3 separate regions of the Homo sapiens genome follow, and regions 2 and 3 are each linked to region 1. Evidence: read pairs that join two places in POLR2A ChIA-PET (ENCODE). Cell type or tissue: OCI-LY7. All regions are shown on one strand. Links, peaks and the distances in the headings refer to the core of each region. The heading gives the core; the rest is flanking DNA.

Region 1 (5,907 bases), core at 932-4,931:
GAGACTTTAGAGCTTACTTACATATCGTAAGTGGTAGGTCAATGTAGAGTTAAGTAGCAACGGCCTTGCAACTCAAGAGCAAGACTGTTAGATAATATAGGTAGAGAATCAAGCAGGATGAAGCAGTGTATTTAGTATAGGGAATGGAATTATTTGGAGTAATGGTACTGGGAAAACATGTCTGAACAGATAATAGAGAGTGTGTGGGGTTAAGACAGACTCTAGTGGCACTGGGAGGATTGGGATAGAGCTTGGTGTTGCACAGATATTGTGCCTTAAGCTTAAGTGATGTATTGATGATTTTCATGGAGCATTTATTCTTTTTAAAGGGAAGATTTATTTGGGTGTTGTCCTGGTTAACTTCAGGAAGGCTTCTGTGTGAAATTATGCTGGAATTCGTTTTAAGGATGTAAATCCTATAAATCCACAGCTTGGGTGACAAATTGAATCTCTAACAAATAGAAGGAATTTAAGAGAAAAATCCTGTTGTCAAAGAATAGCTGATATTACAAACAGTTATTATATATACAAATTCTCTATCCAAAGGATGTCTTTGTATGTTGTTGAGATCATTGTCACTGCTTACTCTCAGGTGGGTATAGCAGAACAAGAACTCAGATTTCTTGGATTCTCTTTTTTCTTTTTTTTTTTTTTTTTGAGATGGGGTCTCACTCTATTGCCCAGGCTAGAGTGCAGTGGTGTGATCTCGGCTCACTGCAACCTCCACCACCCGGGTTCAAGCTATTCTCATGCCTCAGCCTCCCTAGTAGCTAGGATTACAGGCGTGCACCACCACACCTGGCTAATTTTTGTATTTTCAGTGAAGACGGGGTTTTACCATGTTAGCAAGGCTGGTCTTGAACTCCTGACCTCAGGAGATCCGCCCACCTCAGCCTCCCAAAGTGCTGGGATTACAGACGTAAGCCACCGCGTCCAGCCAGATTCTCATATTTTTTGTAACAGCAGATCCCTTATAAGTGCATCCCTTTGCACACCTAAATGCCTAAATCATATTGTTGATAAGTTTAATTCAGCAAATAACTGTTATTTAGCCACTAGGGACGTTGCAGAAGAAACTACAAAATAAAGTTTTTTTTGTTTATTTTCTTCTCATCTCCTTTAGATATATGAAAAATGCTGCTCATTAGCAATGTTTGTGATGTGGTCATGCAAACCAATGTGTTTTGCGTCTAATGTAGCAGTTTAATGAGTGGGAAGATGACTATCCTGGGGTGAATATGAAATGTGGCATGGAAAAGGAAACAATTGCTTGTGAATCCTGGAGAATCTGGTAAAGGGGGAACTTAAATATGTCGAGGAAGGGAAAGGCATTGTAAACCAGAAGAATAGATAGGGAGAACAGTTTGAGCAAATTGTTTTGGGAGGCATATTTAATGTAGTGAAGACTTAATGTAGTAGTGATTTAATGCGAATTAGCTGGAAGAGACACTACCTACAAAGCTCATAATTTAGTCCAAATTCTGAGGAGTAACTTATACTAGGTTGGTAATGGTACTACTGCAAGTAAATAAAATATTGCCAAAATAATTTTGAAATTAGAGTCACCACGATTTAATGACTTGATAAAAATGTTAATGGAGAGAAGAGAGATTGTAAGTTTGTGTGATTTTTTAAAATAATTCAACTACTGATAGCAATAGGGAAGTTGAAAGGAAGGGCCCAGTCCACTTTAGTTTTAGATGTGTAGAGTTTGAATTTTCTGCATTTGATTTTGGTGAAGGAATTATGAGGGTACTTCAAAAAATAAGACTAGAATGTTTGTGTCAGGCCCAGATATATAAATATATATAAATATTTGGGCATGGAAAGAAAATCCCAGGAATCAAATAATGTGCCAGTTTTATGATTTTGACACACTCAAACCTCTGCCTTTTGTTTCTCTGGGTCACTCTGTCCAGTACAACAATAGGCTTGCTATGTATTTTGGATGAACAATGAAAGAGAGTGAACTGTTCTTTAAAAAGCTGTTTATTATAGTGAAACTTTATCTGTAGATGCAGCCACTTTGCCAGATCTCTGATGGAACTAACAATAATTTTGTCTAGTTAATTTTAATAGTACGTCCTTTGTCACAGGTTGTTCAAATGAACAAATATAACATGATTTTTATGGCAGGTAAAGAAGAATATTTTAAATGGAAGGAGACCTGATGCAAAGAAAAAGGCATTATTTTTAGTGGTGCAGCGATTTTGGGACTTATTATAGTAGAACCTATTCTTTATAGAGATTATTTTGTTTGATTTTTCTATTTTGTTTTTCTTTGCTATCTAGCTTTGTTACATAGTGACCATTTTTAGCACTATAAAACTTAATGTAGTAATCAGATTTAGCAGATTATTATTTAAAGCTGAGCATTTAAAATTAACTTTTTGCCCTGTGTTCATTTTTGAATTTCCTGTTTTTATATAAATATTTGATTAAAAAGCTTTCTGTTTAATAAAATTGTGTTATGATTATTTTAATGTCGTTTGAGGACATTTAAAAAACCCTCCCAAAATATCTAGGATATTGTTTTAATCTGTAGCCTTCTCAGTAGAAATTAAAAAAATTGGGGGATACACTTTTTTGTGTGAAGGATAAAGCTCTTGTATTAATGACAACATTAGGTACTGGGTAGTATTTTAGTCATTATTAAAATTATTATTAAAAATTCTGTTATATATTGTAACGTATTAAACATTTGAGTATGTGTTGAGTTCATCATTTGAATACATAGTGCTGTTTTAAGTTATTTGTGTGTTATGAAGAAAAGGTCACTATGTTTTATTTTTATAAGGTGGAAAAAACAATCCAGAATGATAATCAAAGCCAAGGTAGAGGAACTTGTTAAACACTTTAAAATTAGACTTCCCCCCACCCCCAGCCTCTAGTGTGATACTTTGAAGGCAGCTGCTACAGATAAACTCTGGAGCCCCAGATGGTGGTTGCCTAATCCTCATGAGAATTCATGTCCTGGAAGCAGCTCTTATCTCTCCAGACCTGACATTGTCTGTGAGCTTTTGCTAAGGAGGGAATAATATAAACATGCTATGCATGAGTTTCACTTCTTGAATATGTCAAAGACACAGGAAGTTATAACAAAGTATAAAAAGAACCGAGTTCACATTTATTGAAAATGTTGTTATTTAAAGCACTTGATGCTAGCTTGTGATGATGAGTGATGGGGTGCAGTCTGGAAGGAAAGGCACAGTGAACTGTTTTTTATTTTGGAAACGAAAATGCCAGTCTCAGTGTTATGATTTCAGAGATGTAGATTTGTCATTAAGTGTGCAGTACCCAGAATAATTCAGTTATTTGATCTAATGTAAGAATGTAAAACAATCCATCCTGTAAATGAATGTCCTGGCTTTTATTTCCTATGCAGGAGTCCTCTCTGTTTCGAAAGTCAAAACAGCAATTGCACTATTCTGGATTTGATGTTTTGTTAAAAAAAAAAAGTTTCCGAAATCTGATCTGTGAGATCTGGGCCAGTGACAACTATAAGTGGTTGTCTCTTTGGCATAGCAGCCAAATATTCTGAAGTGAAATTGTGGATACTTTATCTACTTCAGGTAGTGTCTCATTTAATATATGAGCAGGGATGTTGGCACTGTCATCATGAATAATTGTTGAATCACCCATCACTTGATGTTATGACTGTCTATAAGGAAAAAGGGGAATTTCCCATCTTATAAAATGACAAAATTTGTAATTAAATGGGAAACTGTAGTGTTCCTCATAACAAAGCCTAAGCCTGTCTTTCAAATCTGATACCTCTTTCTCTAAATAACCTGTTTTCCAACCACTCTGGCCCTCTTACTTGTCCTAGAATCTGTGGTGCCCTGTTATGTTTTCATATCTTTTTTCATTTTATTTCATCATTCTGCAGAGCCCTTCCTCAAAAAAGCTTCTATTCATCCTGTGAGATGAATAGACCCAGCTAAAATATCACTTGTTCTATGGAGTCTTTCTCAGACTGAATAATTTTATTTTCTCCCAGAATGTTACAACCAGAGTAATCTTTGTAAACTACAGATTTGATCATGCCTCAATAAAAAAGTTTTAATGGTAATTAACATTTCATATCAAACTCAGTGTATCAGCCTAGTGGTCTCTGTCTTCATTTGTCCAGCCGATCACATCTTCTCTTTGTCACAGAACAACTTGCTGTTATCCCTTCCTCTGAGCCTACTTTGTGGTCACTTTTGCCCTGGAGTGCTCACCCGTCTGTCTATTTTAGTCTTCCTCATTTTTAAAGATCTAGAGTCTATGAGGAATTAAGATAATACAAAGTGGAAAGTGTTAGGTGCCAAAAGAGAAAGAATTCAGTTGGCATACTTATGTTGTCTTTGCCTCCTCTGTTCAAGTGGGAGGTCCTAATGATAGAGCTTGCTCCCTCAAACTTGTGTATATTCTGCAGTCTCTAGTACAGTATCTTAGGGAAGAGGTAGAGGAGGAGATAAATTTGAAAGATTAGTAAGAAAGAACTGAGTAAAACCTGGGTTTGGTTAGATAGGATAGGTGGTAGAGTGAAGGAAGAGGCATCAAAGACTCGTGTTCAATACCTTTTTTGCATTGAATTAATTGATGATTGACCCTTGGTGTGTTTGTCATATTTTCCTTGCTCTTTGAAATTCTTTTGCCTAATGTGTGCTAAAGTAGTCTGAAACAGACTGCTTACCACCTGTATCTTTTAGCCTTCTACCCACTGAGCTCCTTTTCTATTGCTTCCTATTTTTGACACATTTGCCACACCCTCCTCCCCACCTGTATTCTCTTTTTGGGGTTCTGTTTCCCATAGTAATTTAAATGGCCAATGAAAACATGCCCCAGATGATACTATTTTTCATCATGCTCTCCTGCCACTTTGTTTTCCTGTTTAAAAGAACAAACAGCAAAAGAAAAAGACACAAGCTGCTAGTTTGTAGCCTAGCTGGCTCTGATTTCTCTAATTCTTGTCTTTGCTGTTCTGTCATTCTTGGTTTCTACTGTTTCTTTTTCTTTTTTCTTTTCTTTCTTCTTTTTTTTTTTTTTTTTTCTTGAGACGGAGCTTCACTCTTGTTGCCCAGGCTGGAGTGCAATGGTGCGATCTCAGCTCGCTGCAACCTCCACCTCCTGGGTTCAAGCGATTCTCCTGCCTCAGCCTCCCGAGTAGCTGGGATTATAGGCATACACCACCACGCCCAGTTAATTTTTTGTAATTTTACTAGACACAGGGTTTCACTATGTTGGCCAGGCTGGTCTCGAACTCCTGACTTCAGGTGATCCACCTGCCTCGGCCTCCCAAAGTGCTGGGATTACAGGCGTGAGCCACCGTGCCCAGCCCTACTGTTTCTTTTTCTGTCTGTCTGTCTGTCTGTCTTTCTCTCTGTCTGTCTGTCTTTCTGTCTGTCTTTCTTTCTGTCTTTCTTTCTTTCTTTCTCCTTTTCTCTCTGTTGTCCAGGCTGGAGTGCAGTGGCGCGATCTCGGCTCACTGCAAGCTCCACCTCCTGGGTTCACGCCATTCTCCTGCCTCAGCCTCCCAGTAGCTGGGACTACAGGCACCCGCCACCACGCCCGGCTAATTTTTTGTATTTTTAGTAGAGACGGGGTTTCACGGTGTTGGCCAGGCTGGTCTCAAACTCCTGACTTCAGGTGATCCACCTGCCTCGGCCTCCCAAAGTGCTGGGATTACAGGCGTGAGCCACTGTGCCAGGACTGTTTCTTTTTCTTACCGCGCTCTGCTCCCATTTTTGCCTTCCCATTTGTGCGCCACCATTATTAAATGCTTTATATTCTCTCTTTTGATTGGGTTACACGTTCTTTTATTCTTCCTATTCTTAATCCTTTGTGTTTTCTCTGTTACTTTGTTTTTCTAATTTCCTCTCTCTTTGTTATCTTTTTCTGTTTTCTTCTCCATGTTCACTT
Region 2 (5,907 bases), core at 1,219-5,218, 210 kb after region 1:
AGGGAGAGAACGAGACAAGGTTAGAGAGGCCTTGATGCTGAGGCTTATTTGTGAGGCCTTTCAGTTTTCAAAAGCACTCAGCATGCCCAAGTGCCACATTTTGGGGAATCATTTTCTGTACCCCAACACTTATATTTTTGGTTTGCTTTAAAAAAATTATTTCTCTGGGATAAATCCCAGAGGAAATAATTGGTTAAAGCATATAAATTGTTTCTATGGCTTTTCAACCTGATAATCAAAAGGATCAGAATACTGTTCTAAAGAGTTCATGCGGCTGGGCAAAGTGGCTCATGCCTGTAATCCCAACACTTTGGGAAGCCGCGGCGGGGTGGGATGGTGGATCACCTGAGGTCAGGAGTTCGAGACGAGCCCAGCCAACATGGTGAACCTCTGTCTCTACTAAAAATACAAAAACTAACCAGGCCTGGTGGCACGACGCCTGTAATCCCAGCTATTCAAGAGGCTGAGGCAGGAGAATTGGTTGAACCTGGGAGGTGGAGTTTGCAGTGAGCTGAGATTGCACAACTACATTCCAGCCTGGGCAACAGAGCAAGACTCCATCTCAAAAAAAAAAAAAAAAAAAAGAGTTAATGCAAGTGCAAAGTTTAAGGATGACTGTCCGGGAGACACAGACTCCAGAGGAATGGAATCAATGCTCTGAAATGGAGAAGTTAAGGTTTTACTTGCATAGGTAGAAACAAAGAAGTTTAGCAGGATTACTAAAGTTTAGCAGCCTTTTCCATACGAGGCTGATCTATGAATTACAGCAATCTGATTGGTTGCAGCTTGTTCTTTGTCAGGAAAGGTATAGTCAACATCTATCTTGAGTAAATTGATTGTCACAGAGCCTATTGTGCTATCTGGTCGGAGTCAGGTACAAGAGAGGAAAGAAGGAAGTTAACCTACAAGGAGAGTCAGTAATGAGGAAAAAGGGGTCTTTCCTCCAGTGCCCTTTAGTCTTTTACGACATTTTACAAAAGAATGTAGGTATGGAAAAAGTTGATCTATAATCAGAGAAACAGAGGTTGTGGCTGCCTGTTATGTGACTCAGGTCCCACAGTCACATTTCCTTTAAGGCTCCAAATAAAATTCCAACAGGTTTGTAAGCAGACAGGGAGGGTCTCCAGGGACTATAGGCATTTAGTCAACTGGCACAATAAGCCTGTTTGACAGCCTCCTGCTTTGCAGCTTGTTTTTTCCCAAACCCTGTGTTGAATGTGGTCACCTAGTTGCTGGCACCAGCTCCTGACAGACCCAGGCAACTTCTAGATCAAGCTTGTCCAACCGGCGGCCCAGGACGGCTTTGAATGTGACCCAACACAAATTCATAAACCTTCTTTGAACATGATGAGATTTGTTTTTGCGATTTTTTTAGCTCATTAGATACAGTTAGTATTAGTGTATTTTATGTGTGGCTCAAGACAATTCTTCTTCTAGTGTGGCCCAGGGAAGCCAAAAGATTGGACACCCCTGTTCTAGATGAACCTGAGTACACATTCCTCATGACCATGCTGACCATGAGCTCCACCTCAGGAGGAGCTACACCTTCATCACCATCACAGGCAACCTGTGGGCTGGCATGATGGTGCCCTGCGTCTGCAGCAGCGGGGCCCCTCGTCCCCTCCATCACTGCATAAAACCCTCCTGTCACTTTCCCTCAGGGAGACACTGCTTTGGAGAATCCTCCCAGGGCTCTTCTTACCTGTGGCGAGTCATAAAACTCCTACTGATCCAAACCTGCGTTCTCGTGGAGAGCCGTTTGAGATTCACCAGGTGAATGAACCCCGGTTTTTTTCTGGGTAACAGGTCGAATGTGAATTACTTATTTTCACAAGCTCTTGACATGTTCCGTCAAATTGCTGTTCCCCAAAGAGTGGACTCTGGTGACATATAAGTGTGTGGGACCATTGCATCTTACCCCAGAGATCCACTCCTGATCTGGCATTATTCAAAATCTGCTGAATTCAAAACGATCCTGTACTTCCTGCTCACCAGGTCTGAAAAGAAAAAAGAAAAAAGAAGAAGGAAAGACTACACCTGACAAAAGACAGGGGGAGACATTTATATTAGTTTGCCAGTTTGAGGAAATGCCTTACTTGGCAATATTGTAAATCCAGTTTACAGCTCACTTAACTGGACAGCTTCAAAATGACTTTTTTTTGGTATACATTTTAAAAGTCAGGAGAGCTGAGACAAAAATGAGAATTTATCAGTATTTAACATTTGATAAAATACCTTGAATATTTAAAATGCTCATAAAATGCTATTATACTGTGCTTTATTTTATGTATTTTATATTTTGAGACAGGATCTCTTCTGTTGCTTAGGCTGGAGTGCAGTGTTATGATTACAGCCTACTGCAGCCTCAACTTCCTGGGTCAAGCAATCCTCCCACCTCAGCCTCCCGAGTAACTGGGACTACAGGCATGCGCCACCACACCCGGCTAATTTTTGTATTTTTAGTAGAGGTGGAGTTTCGCCATGTTGCCCAGGCTGGTCTCAAACTCCTGACCTCAGGTGATCCACCCACCTTGGCCTCCCAAAGTGCTGGGATTACAGGCGTGAGCCACCATGCCCGGCTGACACTGTACTATTTCTGCATGGCATTCTCCAGCATTGGGCACTATTATTTTGTTTTGTTTTTCATTCTAAACAAATAGGATGTCTAACAACCAAGTTTGTAGCTCCAGGCCTTGAGATCCATTTGTAAGAGTGGGGAAGAAGGAGGCAAAGTAATATATGTGCTAGCTAATAATTACATGTTCTGCTTATTAAGAATTTACTTTCTTTTGGGCCGGGCGCGGTGGCTCACCGCGGATTACAGTGCCTGTAATCCCAGCACTTTGGGAGGCTGAAGCAGGTGGATCACCTGAGTTCGAGACCAGCCTGGTCTAACATGGTGAAACCCCGTCTCTACTAAAAATACAAAAATTAGCCGGGCACGCACCTGTAATCCCAGCTACTCAAGAGGCTGAGGCAGGAGAATCGCTTGAACCTGGGAGGCGGAGGTTGTAGTAAGCTGAGATCACGCCACTGCACTCCAGCCTGGGCGACAGAGCGAAAAAAAAAAGGAATTTACTTTTTTCTTCCAGGCCCTATGCCAAGCACTTGTGTTATCTCATTTATCCTTGGATCCTTTTAATATGGGGGTTCAGTTACCCCCATATTACAGACAAGGAAACTGAGGTGCAGATCCCAGAGAGGGGGAGAGAGAGAGCACCATTCTGGTATGTAGCAGGGGGAGTCAGAGAACAAAAATCGGACTGACTGATAAGAGGCAAAGGCACTGGTGCAGGCTCTTCCCCAGCTTCCAGCTCTTTCAACCTTCTGGGCCTCGACTCTGCCCTAAGGAGAGGCTGAGGACCAGGTGATGGGCACCAATGTGTGGCTTCTTCACATCCCACAGGCCGGACCCCCTGGGCCTCACCTTCCAGTGAGGGAAGAGAGAGGTGACTGCCTTTTCTTTCTCTGCACAGAGCAGCAGGGGAGTCGTGACCCCCAGGGGCTCAGTAGAGCATGAGCCTGGCCATTGCCAAGCGGCCCGCCCATGCGTGCTGTGGTTACACGGTCTTCATGCTGGCTGGGGAGCCCCGAGAACTCGGGTTTGGTTCGTCCTCCAAACACGTGAACACGTGTTGAGCACTGACTGTGAATTCGGCAGCTGTGATGGGGGCTGAACTCAGGGCCAAGGAGCCAGGCTCCACTCCACTGTGACACCAGGTGTGGGGCTCGGGTAAGTCACCTCTGTGGCCTCTGACCGCAGTTTCCTTATCTGTAAGATGGGGATGGTGATGACTACCTCGGAAGGTTGTTGTAAGGCTTAAATGAGAAGATGGGCGTGTCTGAGGCCAGCATGGGGCCCTGTAAAGTGTGAGCAGAAAGGGGCTCTCCAGGTGCACTCCGGGTATGACTCAGGCGCCCGCTAGGATGCTCACTGGCCCGGCACTGACATCCAGAATGGACCACAAGGGAGAAAGTGGCAGGCTAGCAGGAGGGAGGCACTTTCACTAGGGGCTGGGAAGGGTCCTGGGAGGGCTTCCTGGAGGAGATAGTGTTTGCACCAAATGAAAACCGGTTCTATTCAGTGATGAGACTTGCTGCCTGCAGCTAGAACTTCCATTTAAAAACTGGACAGAAGACTTCCCCCAGGAGGTAACTTTAGACTGACTCCTGCACCTAGAGAGGGCATCCTTAGAGCATCTTAGGGGAAATCTGCCCACCCCTATGTATTTTCTTTTCTTTTTTTCTTTTCCTTTTTTTTTTTTTTTTTTTGAGACTATATCTCTCTCTGTTGCCTAGGCTGGAGTGCAGCAGTGTGATCATGGCTCACTGTGGCCTCTACCTCCTGGGACCAAGCAATCCTCCTGTATCAGCCTCTGGAGTAGCTGGGATTACAGGCATGCACCACCACACCTGGCTAATTATTTAGTTTTGGTAGAGATGGGGTCTCACTATGTTGCCCAGACTTCCCTCTGTCAATGACAGACATAATTCAATCATTCATTCATTCAATAAATATTTATTGAGCACCTACTAGGAGGTGCCAGGCATTGTTCTTGGTACTGGAATTATGGCAGCGAATGAAACAAAGCCCCTGCTCTCAGAGCTTACATCCTGGTGGGCATGGAGGGAAACTAGACAATAAACAGAGAAATAAAGATGTATCAGATTGGTGGAGTGTCCAGGGCTAGATGAGGCAGAGTGAGGGAGGGGGAGAAGGACCAGTGGGCAGGAAGTGGTGCCATCAGGGAAGCCAGTGAAGGGCCACCCTTTGAGTGACATCTGTAGGACATGAGGCTCAGACCCTGTGGACCTGGGGGGAGTGGAGAATGTTCCAGGCAGGGGAACAGCTGGTGCAGGAGGTCTGAGTGCTGGGCAGAGGGGATCCCAGGCGGGATCCCAGGAAAGCTGGAGACAGAGGGAGGGAGGTCAGAGGCGGTGGTGTCGGCCTCTGTGGGCCGTGATTAGGACCCTGGCCTTACCCGGAGGGAGACAGGAGCCTTTGGAGAGATCCCTTACTGGAGCAGAGGCTTGGCTCTGGCTGTCCGTGAGAAGGGACTGGAGCAGGCCCAGGGCAGAAACAGTGGGGCAACCAGGAGGCTGGGGCAGAGGGGCCTCAGCTTGGACCAGGTGCAGGCGACGGAGCTGGGCTGGGGGACGAGATAGGCTTCTGGGTGTGTTTAAAGTTGGAGCCATGAGGATTGGGTGATGAGTTAGACTCCCTACCCCTGAATGCCCTCACAGGACCACAAGGTTCCTGGTGCTCTCACCAAATACCATCTGGAAGCCTCCTCATTCCACAGGTGATTGTGAAAATAAGACCTTAATTGTTTCATTTTGTTTTTTTCCCCCAAAACAAAACCAAATGTAATGACTAAGAAAAGCTCCACTTCCACCTCCAGGGCGCCGCTCCCTCTGGTGGAGGGTTGGCTCCTGATTTAGATGCTTTCTATATATGAATTACAGGGAAAGGGAGGCCTGGGAGCAGGTCCTTCTGGCCAGCTGGGCGGCTCTCAGGGGCTGCCAGGATGCCTGGCTTCTGCCTGAAGTGAGCAGCTCTCAGTCCCTATGGGCCACGCCTCTGCATCATCAGGAGAGGGCTTGGGAGCACACAGGGACTTTGGTCTTTCTCCTGAGAGCAGTGAGGAGCCACGGAATGCGGCAGGCAGGGGAAAGACAAGACCGGATTTGCTTTTTAGAGGAGACCCTTGAGCAACCCCAGGAGATCAGGTTGGAGGAGGCAAGGCCGGAGGCCAAGCGGTCTGGGAGGGGCCTTCAGGGAGGGGAGGAGGGAAGGGAAGTGGGGCCCACTGAAGGCTGGGGAGTAGCTCCCTGGGCTGCCCCCTGTTGGTCATGACTCTGCCCTGGGGCCCAGGCCCGATGTCCACCTCGAGCCTTAGCTCCTGC
Region 3 (5,907 bases), core at 979-4,978, 160 kb before region 1:
AGGCTCTGTGAGATGAAGCTTCATGGATGGGGGTTATTAATATCTATCACTCCATTCCAGGCTCATTCCAGAACTGTGAGACTGGATGTCAATGCCCAGTGGGAAAGTACTCAATCCATCCAGGTCTGCCCGGATCTAAGGACTCAAGGGTTCCCATGGCAAGGAGAGACTACTACTTGTCCAAGTAGTAGTTTTTCTCCAAGGGGGTCCATGGAGAGAGGGGGGAATCTGTCTCTTCTCCCAGCAGGAACAGGAGGTCTAAGGGCAGAGAGGTCACCTTCCATTCCTATTCCCTCCCTTACTCATGCTTTATGATCTCGAACAAGTCCCTTCCCCTCTCCGAACCTCTGAGTTTCCTTTCCCTACAGCAAGGAAGACATTAGAGGAGAAGGTCCTTAAGTGGCTCCCTGCTTAGTGTTGACCTGACCTTATTTTGGGCTTAGAGCCAGAAGGACACACTCCCTCCCCATTGGGCAGATAGGGAAACTGAGGTTGGGGTAAGAAATGGAATATGGTTCTGAAGGAAGAAAAAGGAAGTCTATTGGCCCATGAAATACCCAGAAGTTGGGAGAAGGAAGAAGCTCTCATAGGAACCAGACCTGGACAACCCTTTGAGCACCAGCTTGGACAGCTTCTCAGCTTCCCTCTCTTCTCCAGCCCTGACCCAGGCTGGAGTGGACAGATGGAAGTGCAGTCTCACTTGAACTGTCGCCCTTTTCCAGGCAGGCAGCTCTTCCCCAACCCATCAGTGAGGAGGGGGCGTGGCTCTCTAGATTTTAAGGCTTGGCCAGCCTAGGGCTCCCGTATCTCACCCCACCCCAAGCCCCACCCAGTCCAGCTATGCAGAGGAATAAAATGCTTTATTGATTAAATGATTATTCAGGCAATTGAACTAATCAAAGAGCCCATCGACCGCCATGAATTACATTCTTCTACACAGCTTGTCGGGAGAGCCAGCCCGAGGACTGCGCAGACCCTCTCCATGACACTCACACATCCCCGCCTCATTCCCCACACATACACAACACCCACTTCCAGGCTCAGGTCTCTCTGAAAGTCCATCTGCTGAGAAGCCCACTGCCAGGGAGAAGGGCCTTCTGAGAATTGAGGATGGAGAAGAGGAGTTTCCAGGTAACTTTTCCTGAGCCCTCATCCTGGGAGCACTCTTCTGCCTCAGATCTCTGCCCTCACTTCTCTCCAGCCACAATTTTGGAAACACAGTTATGCCCCAGAAGTTGTCCTGGGCTTGGGGTCTAAGTTTATCCTTTTTGCTCTTAGGCTTGTATTTGAGGCTGGAGGAGAGATGGGGGTTCTCAGAGGGCACAGAGATGGGGGAAGGGGGCTTCTTGCCAGGGCCAAGAGAGTGTTTGTGTGGGAGTTACACAGTGGCCTAGTGAGTGAAAGAGGCCCCCCATACCTGATTCATGCCTCAGGGCAGATGGAGGCCTACTGTCCCTGCTATCTCCTCTCAGACATAAACACATCCTGCTACCTACTTCTCAGGCCTGTGGGAGGCACATGGGGACCTAAGCCAGGGAGGCCTGTGCGCATACAGGCCCTAGAGCTGAATGCCCAGACTATGCACATGCATCCACCCACTGTGCTCTCCTCCACTGGTGCGGCACCCACAGGATAAAACCTGAGGACACAGTGTGTGTGTGTCTGTGTGTACACACAAATACACACGCCAGTGTCAGAGGCTTGTCTAGGTGAAAGTGAATGTAGGCTGGGGGTCCCTAGAAATGTCACAACTAACCCTACAGGTGTCCGCTGTCATCTGCAAGGTTGTGCCTGCCACAGGAGACCTGTTTGTACAAATGGTAGCCTGAACAGTGCTCACTGCACACCAAGAGGCTGCATGCCCTGAATTCACACCTTCATTCCTGGTCCTATCTCCCAATAGAATGGACACTGGGCCTTACAATGCACATGCTAAACACCACGGATCTCCATAGGCCCCAGACCCACGTCTAGGAGTTTGCCTAGAGACACAATGTGAACATTGGCGTGTATGCATCGGACAGCCGTTGACATCCAAAAATGGAAAGGTCAGTGTAGCCACTTCTTTCTCACATCCAAAAATCACTTGGGATATAACAGGTGAATGCAGACCCTTTAAATAGTGGATGTACACTCAGATATTTCCGAATTACATAAATAACACTCATAGTAGACACACATTTTGGATACCCAAAAGAATATACACAAGTACTAACTTATAAACACACACGAATACCCCACGAGTATAAAGATACACACACACACACACACACACACACACAGGCAAACAACTTTTGGACACAAACTCATATATTTTTACATCTTTTAAAAATACATATACTGTAATGAACACACTGAGTCCCTTATATAAACACACAGGCCCTAACTTGCAGACCCCCGGAAGGACGCCAGCGTGAACATTCAGAAACAGAGAAAAACACAGACAAACTCACAGATATTTGGACTGATGCAGAAGTGTGTGAACAGATAGGTGAAAAAACATAACAAACACGCCGCAGTTAGACAGTCTCTACGAAAATGCGGCGCGCCCCCTCCTCCTCCAGGGTCACCCTGCGTGGGGACCAAGGCCTGGCCGTGTCCCGGAGTTTGCACATCTGGAGCCCGTATCGCGGTCCTACCTGTCCTGCTGGTCCGAGGAGTCGGATAATTTTTCTCTAAATCCATTTTGATTTTTCAGGACTTGATGGAATGGACAGGGAAAAGTTTCCACTTTTTTGTGCCTTTTTTTTTCTTTTTTTTTTTTTTTTTTTTTTTTTTTTGGTGCCAGGGGCCGCTCACAGGTCGGAATAATTCAAGCCTTCCGCTCCCCCGCCGAGCTGGGGTAGCTGATCACTGAGCTGAAACTAAACGTTTTAGGTGGAAAAAAAGCGTCCGAAGGCACCGTGAAATGATTAAGGAACTAAAGAGCTTCTCGCCATGTGAGATCATGTCCTGTTCTCGCCAACATCACAAGATGTCCCCAGACACGCCGCGCCCCCAGCGCGCCGCCCCACACTGCCGGCCCGGAGCGAGGAAAGGGTAGGCGCTGCGCGGCCGGGCCTGCTCAGCGCGCCAGACGTGGCGGACCCGGCCCGGCCGGAGTAGAGCGGGAAGCCGGGAGAGCAGCAGTGCTGCTGCCGCGCCGCCCCAGACTTTTATAGGGGTTGGGGGGAGGGAAGGAAGGCTTCAGCCTGCGCCGGGCGCTAGCCAGCGCACCTACGGGAAGGGGCAGACCGAAGCGGAGCCCGGGAGCCCGGGTCTTCCAGCCGCACCTTCTATTAAGACATGCGCTTGGGGGTCGCGGCCCTCTGCGCTGTGCGCGGGGCCTGTGACATCTCCATGTGCAAACCCCGCTGCTTAGACGAGCGCAGGCCGGGTTTTTGTTTTTGAAGAAATTAACTGCTCGGCCAAGCAGGTGCTTTTGAAAGGGGTTGCAAAGGCTGGCAGTGTTGCCAGGCACCGAGGCGACGTTCCGGTTTACTCCGATTCACCCCTAGGGCGGCGCCCGACCCCAGGGTTCCCAGCCATCCAACCCCCACCCCAATTTGTTGGGGTCCTGACTATTGCTGGGCCCCTGACCCTAGGGCAGCGCCAGATCCCTAAAGCCCCCAGGTCCCATCCAGTCTTCTAGTCCCAGAACCCCTCCCCACATCAAGTTCCATTCTGGCCCAGAGCATGGAGGTTAAGCTGTGAAATACTGGAGATGAAATCCGGGCTTCCGCTTTGGAGCACCCGGGCAGAGCAGAACATCTCAGTAGTTTCTGGAGATTGGCGGGAGTTCCAGACACCTTACCCCGGCCCATAAGTGGAATCGCATTGCCCTCGAGCCCTGAGACGTTGTGGAGTCCCAGAGCCCCAGGACTTGATTCCAGAGAGGAAATCAGATCCACAGAGACCGAGCAGAGGTGTGGCATGTCCAGCCCTCTCTCTTCGGGCCAGACTCAAGCCTCCCCTCCCTGTTCCCCTCCCCAGCCTTGAGTTAGTTCAGCTGCTGGGCCTAGCCACTGAAAGCCTGTGGGGCCCTGCAGCGGGGTGGTCGCAGGGGAAAGGTTCTCCAGGGCGGGGGAGCGCTCCGTAGGAGGACTCCTGGCCCGCCGGACAATGGCAGTTTTGGAGAGTGAATCGTCCTCAGCAAGAGTGTTGTTTGTTTTTTGGAGGGGGTGGTCACGAGGCTGGGTCGCAACCTAGGGGGAAGAGCCTAGAGCTCGAGGAAAGGGGGGCCCCCGGCGGCAACTGGACATCACATATCCACTGAGCAGATTTCGCCACAATCGGAAATGTGGCTGTGGATTCCCGGGCGGCCCCCCCACCAAGTGGTCTGCGCAGTTCCCCAGCGCCGCCTCCTCCCTGCAGCCTGCGGGCCCGTGTCCCTACCCCGAGATTTGATTTTTGGCCATCTCCGAGTGCTCGACTCTTTCCCTCCGCAGCCCAGCCCCAGCCCAGGCTTCCCGCCCTCCCGCCTCGCCCGCGCCGGGAGGCAGCGCCTGGGAGGAGCGGCCTGTCCGCGCCTGGAGATCAAAAGCCCTCCCGGAATTGACATTTCACCCCGGGCTGGGGGCGGGGGGTGTTGGTGTTTTGTTGTTGTTGTTGTTTCCATTTAGAGGGCTTGTTTTGTTTTTGTTTGTTTTCTGTGAGTTTTCATTTTTCCATGGGATATTCTTTTGTTTCGGGTGTTTTGCGTGTTGTTTTTTCGTGGGATTGATTTTAGCGGGTTTTGCTCTGTAAGTCCTGGTCTTTGGGGTGAGTTTTGATTTTGTGTAATTTTGTACTTTGTCCTTGTAGGCTGTCTTTTTGTGTGTCGTTTGTAAGGCTTTTCCTTCTCCGCGGTGTTTAGATGTGTTTTGATTTGGTGTGAGTGGGTGTCGTCTGTGTGTGTGTTGCCTTAGGGAATTTCGTGTTGTGTGTGTTTTGTTTCCTTCGATTTGAATTTTATTTTTTTGAACTGTACGTTTTGGTGGGGGATCGGGTTATATTTTCATGTGTTGTCTTTAGTTTTTGTGTTTGTGAGATGCGCTGGTGAGAGTTTGCGTGTGTATTTTGGCTTTTGTGGGGCTTTGGGATTAGGGAGGGGACATCAGCCGCTACTCCGTTCCTGCCCGCACCCATGAAGGGCAGAGGATTAGGCCAAGCATCACGAATCGTAGGTTCGCCGTGCTCCGCCGCTTCGCGCTCTGGACGCTCGAGACCAGCGGGAAACAAATGTGGTTCCCGAGGGGGCGCCCGCTGGTCGTCAAAACCTCGCGGGCCCGGAGGCGCCGCTGCTGGGTCAGAATCGCAGAGCCCCCCTCGCGGGGTACCGAGGCCCAGCCGCCGTCCCCTTGCCCACCCTCTCCCCTGTGAGTCGGTCTCCCCTTGCGCCTGGCCAGCATGCTTCGGACCGTCCGGACTCCCGCAGCGTTGGCCCAAGGGGCGGCTCCCCTCGGCGGAGCAGGTGACGAACCACTTCGGAGGACACGGAATTGACACTGCGGCCCTAGAGATACGGGACAAGGGGCCAGAACGCGGGGAGTCTAGGCTCAGATCGGAGTCGGGATCCCGGGAAAATCCCCCATCTCCCTTGCCCGCAGCCCTAGAATCCCAGAAACCCAACTCCGCGCAGCTTTCGGTTTGGAGAGCCCGCCCTGGTTTGCAAGCACAGATACATGTGCCCACACCCGAACACACGCAGACACCGCCAGAGAGCGAGACAGCGAGCGGGCGCCTCCGTAGCAGCGGCCTGCGGGGCGGAACCGGAGCTGGCGCCGCCTCAAGGGGAAACCGAACTGTAGTGACCGGAAATGTCCCCAGGACAGAATAAGCCATTCCTTCTGTCCACGTTGCCAGGACTTCTCCAGCTCAACACACCTTGGTTTGTTTAATGTTACACGAGGGAGAAGATTTAGAGGCAGAGACACATGCTGGCTCAAT

The links. ChIA-PET counts read pairs that join two places held together with the same protein. Peaks named below come from ENCODE experiments on the same cell type or tissue, not always from the same donor. Only the 100,000 strongest peaks of a DNase experiment are listed, where the experiment ranks them.
Region 2: POLR2A ChIA-PET joins it to region 1 with 13 read pairs; 2 of 35 experiments call an interaction of 5 or more read pairs at or near these places.
Region 3: POLR2A ChIA-PET joins it to region 1 with 10 read pairs; 6 of 35 experiments call an interaction of 5 or more read pairs at or near these places.

Annotation. Positions count from the first base shown.
Region 1 is chr9:37,194,308-37,200,214 of GRCh38, forward strand. All of the region lies in intron 2 of ZCCHC7 (zinc finger CCHC-type containing 7), which reads left to right. Among named protein-coding and RNA genes, the nearest start is that of ZCCHC7, 77 kb to the left of the region's middle. In OCI-LY7, for the core only: a CTCF peak has its summit at 1,063; DNase peaks (open chromatin) are centred at 2,984, 4,298 and 4,774; H3K4me3 peaks cover 3,384 bases; H3K27ac peaks cover 4,000 bases.
Region 2 is chr9:37,405,624-37,411,530 of GRCh38, forward strand. LOC124902154 (a long non-coding RNA gene) reads right to left here and starts at 3,455. Exons shown (of 4, transcript XR_007061481.1): 1 at 3,269-3,455; 2 at 2,948-3,045; 3 at 1,919-1,997. It overlaps LOC105376035 (a long non-coding RNA gene), which reads left to right. Exons shown (of 4, transcript XR_007061479.1): 1 at 1-1,773; 2 at 3,477-3,733. RefSeq lists enhancers at 3,616-4,035, 4,521-5,312, 5,090-5,139. In OCI-LY7, for the core only: CTCF peaks have their summits at 2,043, 2,246 and 3,943; DNase peaks (open chromatin) are centred at 2,048, 3,708, 4,737, 5,158 and 2 weaker places; H3K4me3 peaks cover 3,691 bases; H3K27ac peaks cover 4,000 bases.
Region 3 is chr9:37,031,347-37,037,253 of GRCh38, forward strand. It overlaps PAX5 (paired box 5), which reads right to left and starts at 2,922. Exons shown (of 10, transcript NM_016734.3): 1 at 2,640-2,922. The coding sequence starts at 2,685. RefSeq lists silencers at 2,688-2,808, 3,075-3,254, 4,335-4,494, a promoter at 3,068-3,506 and enhancers at 3,585-3,634, 5,028-5,077. In OCI-LY7, for the core only: CTCF peaks have their summits at 1,553, 3,497 and 3,710; DNase peaks (open chromatin) are centred at 1,535, 2,515, 3,015, 3,445 and 3 weaker places; H3K4me3 peaks cover 4,000 bases; H3K27ac peaks cover 4,000 bases.